Linked DNA regions of Homo sapiens: region 1 is linked to region 2. Evidence: read pairs that join two places in POLR2A ChIA-PET (ENCODE). Cell type or tissue: MCF 10A. All regions are shown on one strand. Each heading gives the region's core, and the rest is flanking DNA. Links, peaks and the distances in the headings are about the cores only.

Region 1 (5,387 bases), core at 216-5,215, 58 kb before region 2:
CTACAGAAAGAGACATTTCACTAAAGAGGAGGTACAGATGGTAAATAAGCACATGAAAAGATGTTCAACATCATTAGCCTTTAGAAAAATGCAAATTAAAACCACAGTGAGGTAGCACTACCCATGCATCAGTATAGTTCAAATAAAAAAAATAGAGATAACACCCAATGCGGGCAGAGATTCAGAGAAACTGGATCACTTATACATTGCTGGTGGAAATGTAAAATGGAATAGCCACGCTAGAAAGTAGTTTTGCAGTTCCTTTTATTCATTTTTTATTTTTTGAGACAGGGTCTCCCTCTGTTGCCCAGGTTGGAGTACAGCGGCGTAATCACAGTTCCACCATAGCCCCCATCTCCCAGGCTCAGGTGATCCTCCCACCTCAACTTCCTGACTAGCTGGGACTAAAGGAGCACGCCACCATGCCCAGCTAATTTTTTGTATTTATTTTAGACACAGGGTTTCACCATGCTACGCAGGCTGGTCTCGAACTCTGGGGTCAAGCGAGGAGCCTCCCGCTTTGGCCTCCCAAAGTGCTGAGATTAAGGCATGAGCCACTGAGCCCACCCCTACAGTTCCTTTTAAAACTAAAAGTGGGCCGGGTGCGGTGGCTTATGCCTGTAATCTCAGCACTCTGGGAGGCCAAGGTGGGCACATCACAAGGTCGGGAGATGGAGACCCTCCTGGCCAACATGGTGAAACCCTGTCTCTACTAAAAATACAAAAATCAGCCAGGCATGGTGGTGTGTGCCTATAATCCCAGCTACTCGGGAGGCTGAGACAGGAGAATCTCTTGAACCCGGGAGGCAGAGGTTGCAGTGAGCTGAGATCACACCACTGCACTCCAGGGTGGGCAACAGAATGAGACTCTGTCTCAAAAAAAAAAAAAAAAAAAAAAAAAAACTGAAAATGGACTTGCCATGGGACCCAGCAACTGCAGTCTTTTGCATTTATCTCAGACAAATGAAAACTGTTTTCACCCAGAAACTTGTACATGAATATTACTAGCAGCTTTGTTTGTAAGAGCCAAAAGCTAGAAACTACCCACATGTCTGTCCTTCAGTGGGTGAATAGTTCAACTACGATACATGCATACCATGGAATACTACTCTGCAACAAGGGACAAACTGTCGATACACAATGACTTGGATTTATGCTCAGTGAGGAAAAAAGAAAAAAGCCAGTCTCTAAAGTTTACATACTGTACCATTCCACTGATACAAAACATTGTTGAGATAAAATTATAGAGATGCAGAACGGATTAGTAGATGCCAGGGACTGGGGATGTAGGTGGGAGAGAGGAGTTTGAATACAGAGGGGTAGCACTTGGGGGCCTAGTTATGATGGTACAATTATCTTAATTGTGTTAGTAGTTACACACAGCTATACATGTGATAAAATCGTATAGAGCAACATAAAATTAATAACAAATACATACACACATACAAATACATGTGTATGTGTATCAACCTGAATAAGCTCTGTGGGTTGCAGCAATGCCAGTGACCCAGTTTTGTTATTGCCCTATAGTTATATAATTGGGGGAGGGAGGGCAAAGAGTGCCTGCGACCTCCCTGTACATTTCTTTGCAACTTTCTTATTATAATTTTTTTCAAAATAAAAATACATATACTTCTCTAAGAAGGATAATAAACCTAGAAGGAAAAACTGAAATGTGAGAAGTAATGGTGAGAAAATAAATTAGTAAACATGTTTTTGGAAAACCTAAATGAGCATAAATCCTAATAAATCATGTAAGGGGGTTAAAAGTAAGGCAAAATAAAAATACCTGGCAGAAACAATAAAAGACCAGAGAGAGTGATCAGAATGAAAGCATCCTAAAAGTCCTCCTATTTTCTAGAAGGAGACTGATAGCCATATACTTGAAATATTTTTATGATTAAAAGGCAGAATGGTATCTAAACCTACGATGCTATTTTGATATGAGGTGTCATTTACTGAGCATCTGCCCTGTGTCTGGAAACCTGCTAACATCACAGTCTCTATTATAATTCTGAAAGGAAGTAGCTTTTTCCTCTTTTTATTGAAGAGAAACAAATGCCAAACAGGGGGTGAATAAAGTACAAGTTAGAGCGGTAAGTGGTAAAGTCAATATTTGAACCCAGGGCTCTCTATCTCCTAAGCATATGTGCTTTTAACCTCCCTGTCCCCTCTTGAGCATAATGAATATGGAAATAATGCATTTTCTAAAAGGAATGCTGCAGTGTTTTGAAGGTGAAGTAGTCTTACATTTTATAGAATGAAATATGAAATCATCTCCAAACTATGGGCACAACAGAAAGCTTTCCTATCTTCCCTTTTTATTTGATTTCATTGACCAAAGTGTGGACAAAACTGATTACAAAATAGAAGGCTTTCACATCTTCCCTTTCCTTTCATATCAGCTCCAAACAGTCATTGTGAAGCCATGTGTCCCAGGAACCCATCATTCAATGAGTTGTGCTACTTGGAAGAATGACGAGCAACAATTCACATTCAGATTTGGTGTTTTCTTCATCAAGCTATAAGCATAGAAATGAAATTTTTGACATTGTCCCATATGGATGAGAAAAGAAAAAGTGGTATTTTGAAGATCAAAGAAAACCACAAATCTATGGATGTCCTATATGTAAATCTTGTTTCTGTTTCTCCTGATGCTAAAATGTTGAATTCTAAATATGCAAAGGTACATTCACACACAAACACACACACACACACACACACACACACCATACAGGATGAACACACACATTGCTAATGGGTCCTAGAAAAAGGTGCTAGGGCTTAGTTGCACATGTTTGTTGACAGGTTAAAATAAAAGAAACCTGAACACGCCCCTCTGGGTCTATCAGTCTTTTTCTCCTTTTAGCTAAAGCTCTCCAGTTTATACAATTGAAAAGAGGGAGTACTTTTATCTTACCTGAAACATTATGCAGCCAAAGCTTCTATTTACTGACTCATAAAGGATTTTATGCCTCATCTGTTGTACTTAAGATGACTATAGAGAATATACCAGAAAAAAGATTTGAAATGTGTTGCCTTCTGAAGTTAGAATTATAATCAGGTGTATTATTGAACAATCCTACTTTCCTTAATGTGTACAGATTTCAGCATTGGCAGGAAGTATTGAAGTAAACCCAAACACAGCATTAAGCAAAATGTAGCCTCAAACTCTAAAAACATGTACAATTGCCACTCCTCTGTGTGAAGACTTCAGAATGATTTTGCCCAACTCTTTCATAATAGTTTCATCTGATGAAACAACAAAAGCACCTGTCACTGGGTGAGCGCAGAGCCTTCTATAAAAACATCAGGAACATTCTGATCCCAGAACTACCATCGCAGCTCTGTCATGGAATAAGCCAGAGAGACCCTGGGCAGATCTCTTCTCCTTTCTAGACCTTAATTTTCTCCATCTATAAAATCCTGACACATTTCCCAAGAAGTCTGAGAGGAAGATTGGCTTTATAGAAATGGTTCTGAACAGCAGGATGTCTCGTAGCAATGTTTAATCGTTGGTGATGATAACATGGGAGACTATTTACTTTGTGTCCTTGATGAAGATACGTGTGTGTGTGTGTGTGTGTGTGTGTGTGCGTGCGTGTGCGTGCGCGTGCGCATGTGATGAAGTCTCACTCTGTTGCCCCGGCTGGAGTATAATAGTACCATCATAGCTCACTGAAGCTTCAAAATCCTGGGTTCAAGCAATCCTCCTGCCTCAGCCTCCCAAGTAGCTGGGACCAGAGATTCACACCATCAAGCTCAACTGATTTTTTCATTTCTATTTTTATTTTTTGTAGAGATGGGTTCTGATTTTGTTGCCCAGGCTGGTTTCAAACTCCTGGCCTCAAGTGATCCCCCCACCTCAGCCTCCTAAAATCTTAGAATGATAGGGTGTGAGCCCCCACGCCCAGCCAATAGCTATTCTTTCACCAAGATAAAACCAAAGGCAAAGTATCAGAAAGAAGAAACTCATCAAAACGAAGGCAGACATGGCCATAATATTCTAAAATGTTCATGTCCCATTCCATTTTAGAGTTAGTGTTTTCGAAAGCGTGACCTTGATGGCAGTCCTTAACTGCCATTCCTATGGCCATGGTCATGAAGAGTGGCCTGGTAGCCCCACCTTATCCAGGCGGACCCGTGAAAAGCGTCCACTTGTATATTGGTTTGTCGTGTTCTTAACAAAAAAATAAAGAGGTTTCTGAATTTTTTGGTTTAAGACCCTAAGTTTTACATGAATGGCCAATATAACATATTTCTCAATTTTGTTATTGGTCTAGGTTCATCTTGAGCAAAATATTATTTATATATTAATTTTGAGAGGTCATATAGCATGTGGTTAACAGCATAGACTCTAAAGCCAGACAGCCTGGGATCATGTCCCAGCTCCATCATCTGCCATTGTGTGATGCTGGTCAAATCATCCAACTACTCTTTGCTCCAGTTTCCTCATCAGTAAATGGATATAAAAATAGGACCTACTTCATAGTATTGCTGTGAGGATTACATTAGTTAATTGTGCAGTATAGTGCCTGAACCATAACAAACACTTCATAAGTTGGGGGTATTTTTGTTTTTAAGCATTTCATAAAACCAATGTGGGAAAATAAATCATGAGCTATCAACCCACCCTCCGAATGTATATAGATCCTGACCACTTCTTACATCCCCTACTCCTAATCCACCACCACCTCTTGCTGGGACTTGTGCAGTAGCCACCTAACTGGTTCCCCTCTTATCACGAGCAGTCTCCACAGGGCAACCCAAGTAGTTGTTCCAACTCCTGAGTCACATCACACCTTTCCTCTATTCAATATACTGCGTGGCCCATCATTTCATTCAGAATAAAAGAGTACAAGCCTTGGCTCATCCCCTGCCACCCTCCTCTCACCTCTCTGCTCCAATTCCTGGCATCTTGGCAGCTTCTTTAATAACCTAGTTTATTGGCAACAACCTCAAGGCCTTTGTACTTTCTGTTCTTTTTTGCCTGATATGTTCTTCTCCTAGATGTCTGTGGGAGAGTGGCTTCTCCCTCATCAATCTTTATTCAAACACCATCTTATCTGAAGAAGGGCTCTCTGGCCACAATCTCTGAAATATCCTTTCCTTCCCTGTTAAATTTATCTCTAACCTGCCTTATTTCCCTATAGAGGACTAATAGCCACCTGATATAGTATACGCTCATTCTTAAACTGACATATGACCTGTCTCTTGCTAACCAGCATCGGTGGTCCATGACAGCAACTATCTTGTTTTGTTCACTGCTGTTTTACAAGCTCCTAGTATGGTGCCTGCACATAGTAGATGCTCAATAAATATGTGTTGCATTAGTTAATGAACTGGCGTGGATGATACAGTAGTTTATATTGGACTTTCGAAGCACT
Region 2 (5,387 bases), core at 170-5,169:
GTTGTAATCATCCTAAAGTTATATAATGCTCTACCTAGCTATTTTTGTTCACGATATAATCAATTTGGTCAGTTTCTCCAGTGAAAAGAAAGAAGAGCATAGAGTGCAGCGATGGAGACCCTGTGCCTCTGTGGGTGGTGCATGCATCTCTGAGGGGCATGGTCCTGAGAATGTCACCCCATAATGGAATTAGGGTTGTAATGGTAAGGGATTTTAATCAGCTAAGGCTCAGATATTTTATTTCATAAGTAATCCGGTGCCTGTGACTGATGATGACTTTGTGCATGCTTCTGTGTGTACATATATGTATATGTATACATATGTATAACTTGTGATATGGTGATATCCATATAGTACTGAGTGATGTATAATATCGATAGGTATATATAAGTATAATATATATAAGCATATATACTGATATATCTATTAAATATAACTAATATATAACTAATTATATAACTTACTCATTTTGAGGCAAGTAGATAAAACCTAATTGTAAGTCAAGAGAGGCTCTAAATCATTCGAGCCGAAGCCCAGTGAGATGCCCCAGTGATTCTTTTCCTTTGCTGTGAAAATCTGGACCTGTGAATGGAGTGAGGTACTTCTCAACAGACTTGTTCATGTTTCACACCATGGCCAGAAATCGAATAAGGAATCCATCAGTGATCACGCGTGGGCAGGCATGAGGAACATCGTTCTTTGCAGAATAGCTTGCAGTGTCCTGAAGTGCACAGCAGGTCACACGCAAACAACCGAGGAAGCTGGGGTTCTTGCTGCCTCACTGCTTAGCAGCTATGGGAAGCTGGGTGAGGTTCTTAACTCCCTGCACTTCTGTTTCCCAACTATTCAAAAAGACATAAGACACCTGTTCTATGTCTTTCACTGAGTTCTGGAGCCCATGAAATGTCACAATTGAGAGCCCTTTGTAAACTGCAAACTGCTATGTGATTATTGGAGTGTTTGTGGGTGGGGTATGGTGAGCACGGGGATTTAAAATCTCTTGTTAGAATATGAAGTGTCACAAGCAAATAAAGCAGTATATCCTATATGGCAACATGTGGTTGACAAGTTACATAGTAGTTTCAAGAACTGTCATAAAGAGAAAAATAAAGTCTAAGGCGCTAAAAAGTTGTAGTTGGGTGCCGCAGATAACTTACTAGCATCCAATCTAGAAAACATTAAAAGGGAGCTGTGCATAAAAGAACAAGGTTCGTCCAGGAAATGGGTGGATGTGCAGAGATGGAGATAAGAGAAGGAATTATTTGTACCATCTGTTGCAAGTGGCATAAAAAAGATATCATTTTACAAACTGTAACTATTTTTGGTACAAAAGGAGGTTGTCCTTGGCCTGGGGAACATGGGAGTAGCCCAGCAGAAGATTGAGTGTCAGTGAGAAGGACATTTTTCTTTTATCCATCCTACAGCACTGCACAATTATTGATTGTGGCTTGGAAGCGAAATGATTTATTTAACATTACTTCTCTATTCTGCTCCAGATTGAGATCTTTAATCACTGTTGGACCCAGGACTGGTCAGCCAGGTCTGGCCACTGGAGGGCTCAGTAGAGTTCCTCTGTCAAAAGATTTATAGAAATAACGCTCATCTTAAATATAGCCATAAGCTAACCGCTGACTGGACCATCTCTTTCCTGGGAATTAAATAATTTTGGCAGCAGTCTGTCTGTCTGTCTGTCTCATGTCTGGGAGACATTCCGTTTACAATCAAATGAAACAATAGGCTAACTAAAACCTTACAAATGGCAATCTTCCCAATTTTACCAATGCAAACAAGATGAATTTGAAATTTTTTCAACGTAATAATCCCTTCCCTTCCTAATATCATCTTCATATCTATAGGCACAGTTCAGATTTTCTTTGAGCAAATGTAATTTTTTTAAAGCCAATGAAGAAATGAATATGAAAGGGAAAATAGGAATGAATATGTGTCACAATACTATTGGCCTTGCCAGAGCATAAAAATTACTTCCTGTTGAGGTAATCCTGAATATTTCCTAGCACGTCCATTCTTAACACTGACTCAGAAAGAATACATTGCTTCCACTTTGCTTTTAGGCCTAGTCAATGAAAGGAAGAGGGAAAATGAAGAGTGGGACACTTTATACACTGCTGGGAAGAGGAACGTAGTAATGGCTGTAATGTCCCAAGGTAGAGAAGGCAGAGAAGGATCTGGTGATGTAATCAAACCAAAGCGTGGGGGTGTTAGTGGTTGCACACACTCATACTGAACCAAACTTTATGGTGAGTTAGCCTGAAAGAGCCCTTCTCTGGAGAATGTGCCTTCCACTGAGATAAAGCCACTGGGTCCTAGATGGCACCAGGATATTGTTTAGGAAATTGGCTTGTCTGGTTCATTAGCAGGTACTCTGGGGCCTTTGGAGATTGAACTCCACCTCTCTTGGGTGAGCTTGGCGCTTGCTAAAGAGCATTTAACTCATCCTGATTCACCGCAGGATTGGGCTGGCTTTCAAACTCCTGACAGTGAATTACTGCTCTTGTAATGACGAATCCATGCATGCATGCTACAGACAGTGCCCTGGAGCATTTTGAAAGTGAAAGGAAATTGCTGTGAACCTGGCAGGAAGGAAGAGAAGGGAGAGGTAAACTAGACTTCTTCTCGCATTGAACCGACCGACTCTCATTGTAACAGGGTCAACAGAAGCCACCTCTCTCTAGCGTAATGGACATGGTTTCTTGTGGTTTTACCCTTTGTTGCTTTTTTTTGGAGCCAGGGTCTCACTCTGTCACCCAGGCTGGAGCGCAATGGTGTGATCTTGGCTCACTGTAGCCTCTCAACCTCTCAGGCTCAAGTGATCCTCCCACCTCAGCCTCCCAAGTAGCTGGGAACACAGGCATGCACCAGCATGCCCAGCTAAGTTTTTACTTTTTGTATAGGCTGGGCCTCCCTATGTTGCCCAAGCTGGTCTCAAACTCCTGGGCTCAGGGGATCCTCCTGCTTCCACATCCCAAAGTGCTAGGATTACAGGCGTGAGCCACATAGCACCTAGCCCATAGCAGATATGGGATAACATGTCGAACATGGCATGACTTGCTTAGCCAAGCAGCAGAGAGACAGAGAGTTCACTGTTTGTTTCCTGGGGGACAGCCTGGCCCCAGACCCTTCACATACAGTCACTGGGACAAGCAACCCTGCCCATAATAAGCAGGTAAAGAAGAATTATAAGAGCCATGTCTGTTAGCACACCTCACGCCATAAGACAGGGTCTTTGGAGGATGTGATAGGGGCGGCATCGTGGCCTAATCAGACAAGGGGGACCACTCCTCCATCCCCCTTCCTGGAAAGTACGTGCTTGACTGAAGACACAAAACAAAACCTGCCTAATGTATACCAGATTCATCAGAAGCTGATAGTGTGTGCCTCCCATACTCTGGTGAGAAATAACAAACCCTTGCTGATTAGATTAAAAGTCAAGAGCTTCCACATTCCTTCTACTGTTTTCCGACCTCTTAGGTGGCATCTGTTACAACCACTTCATCCAAATATTTTTCCTAGTGAGACATCTTAGGAGGGTGGCAATGTCACGTGCTCCATTTGCCCCCTTCTTTAATAACCACAAAGTGATTTGATGGCAGTAAACAGTTTTTTTAGAAAGCCTGCAAAGGACTGGATTTGAACTTGAAAGACGTCATGGAATTCTTTTGGTCAGCAAGAACAACCTCTAAAAGCCTTAAAATGTTTTAAAAATGCACAGGCTGCCCAGAGCGTGGTAGTTGGGTGTGGCGTGAAGCCAGTGGGGCTTCCAGCCCAGTGAGTGGAGTTCCTTGTCACCGTATTCCCACTTGGATAGCTTTCGGTTCCACCCAGTCCCCAAGGGCTCAGAAAACATGATGGTAATCAGAGCCTGCCTGGGAGCGCAGGAGATGCTTCCTTTCTCCCCCACCTTTTGCTAGCAATGCATTAATGCCAGTCCTCCGCTGAGAGCTGCACAAGTCACTTCGTGTTGTGGACACGCACCTTCTTGTACCTGTTCCCCTGGAAGATACCAGCTGTGCTGACAGCGGTTGTAGCCAGAGGTCTCTGGGGATCGCCTACCTTCTCGTCCTTCATCTTGTTTAGGGTGGGGCAGAAGGGCTCTGGTTTCCTTTCCAGAATCCCCTCTGCACAGCCCTGGTTTGCCCTCTCTATCTTTCCTTCTCGTTTCAGATGTATTTTCCAGGGTGATTGCAGTTCCTTGCCCGGCGCTATGTAGGACTGATTAATGGCTGCTACCCAAAGTTCAGCGTGGTAAAACAGGGCTGGTTAATTAATAGACAGCCTCCTTATCTCCCTCATGTTTTCCCTCTGGTGTTAAACCAGGAGAAGAGGCTTACGTTTCCTTCAGCTGCCAATTCCCAGACTTCAAAAGTCTGGCAGCAAAGTGGGTATTGGGTGCTGGTCTAGGTTTTTGCAGTAGCACCTTTAAGTCAACAGAAAACTGATCTGAAAGTTGGCTCCTCTGGATTGAGTATGTTGGGTTTTTTGACAGTTTCATTTCTCGGTGGCTGGTTGTTTGCCCTTTCTAATGATCCTGTTTGCCTTCAGCGAAATATATTTTGTAATATTTCCTTTGCTGTTAACCCATTTACCTAGGCCGTTTAAAGTTCCTTCATTGGTGTTTTCCCTGTAAGCAGTTGTTGAAGGACTGAGTCACCCGTGAGGTAGCCTGTGGTTGGATGTGGGCTGAGGTTATTCAGTGACTAATTTCCAAGGGGAGGAGAAATTGACTTATCACGGGGAAGGTTACTTTTTATCCATGCCAGTGTCAGCTTCTCTCCGAAAACTGGGTAATACGAAATGGTCTTTATTGGTTGTGAACACTCGAGCTGAGAAACATTTTAGGATCTTTGTGTCTTTTGTGATGATTTTGTTTCTGAAGAGGAAGCTGTCTAAAATATTCAAGTGTGCAACCAAGGATTTAGATGAAGCCAGCAAACAAAGGAATCATGTAATCAGGACCTGAGCGAATGTGCTTACTCACGGCGTTAGTTACACAGGTGATTTCCTTAAGAAAAAGTAAGTGGCTTTAATTCTTTGAGGGTGAAAGAGTGTCTTAAGATTCCATTTCAGTTTTCTCTGCTTACTTCATTGTGTGGTCTGATTGAGTGGTATGTTTACAAATTCTAGACTTGGAAGGGTGGGGTTTGAAATACAACAAACTGTACATAATATTCCTTTTCCACAAGCAATATATATATATATAAATGCTCCACAGACATGATTACATGAGGCAGTTTCCCAAGATGATTTTAAACAAATATTTTTTATACTAGGTTTTTTTTTTCTGGAAACAATTTTAATATGTTGTTTCTTATCTTACGTTCAAGAAACTTCTGAATGAGTGATATTCGATTTGACTTATGGTTCTTTTG

The links. ChIA-PET counts read pairs that join two places held together with the same protein. Peaks named below come from ENCODE experiments on the same cell type or tissue, not always from the same donor. Only the 100,000 strongest peaks of a DNase experiment are listed, where the experiment ranks them.
Region 1: POLR2A ChIA-PET joins it to region 2 with 27 read pairs; 3 of 35 experiments call an interaction of 5 or more read pairs at or near these places.

Annotation. Positions count from the first base shown.
Region 1 is chr10:24,403,691-24,409,077 of GRCh38, forward strand. The region is part of intron 3 of KIAA1217; the gene reads left to right. Among named protein-coding and RNA genes, the nearest start is that of MIR603, 130 kb to the left of the region's middle. In MCF 10A, for the core only: no CTCF peak of the experiment used is centred there; no DNase peak of the experiment used is centred there.
Region 2 is chr10:24,461,760-24,467,146 of GRCh38, forward strand. The region is part of intron 5 of KIAA1217; the gene reads left to right. LOC105376455 (a long non-coding RNA gene) reads right to left here and starts at 4,627. Exons shown (of 3, transcript XR_930755.4): 1 at 3,994-4,627. RefSeq lists an enhancer at 709-1,210. In MCF 10A, for the core only: a CTCF peak has its summit at 1,540 (motif pointing right); DNase peaks (open chromatin) are centred at 2,022, 2,492, 2,822 and 4,682.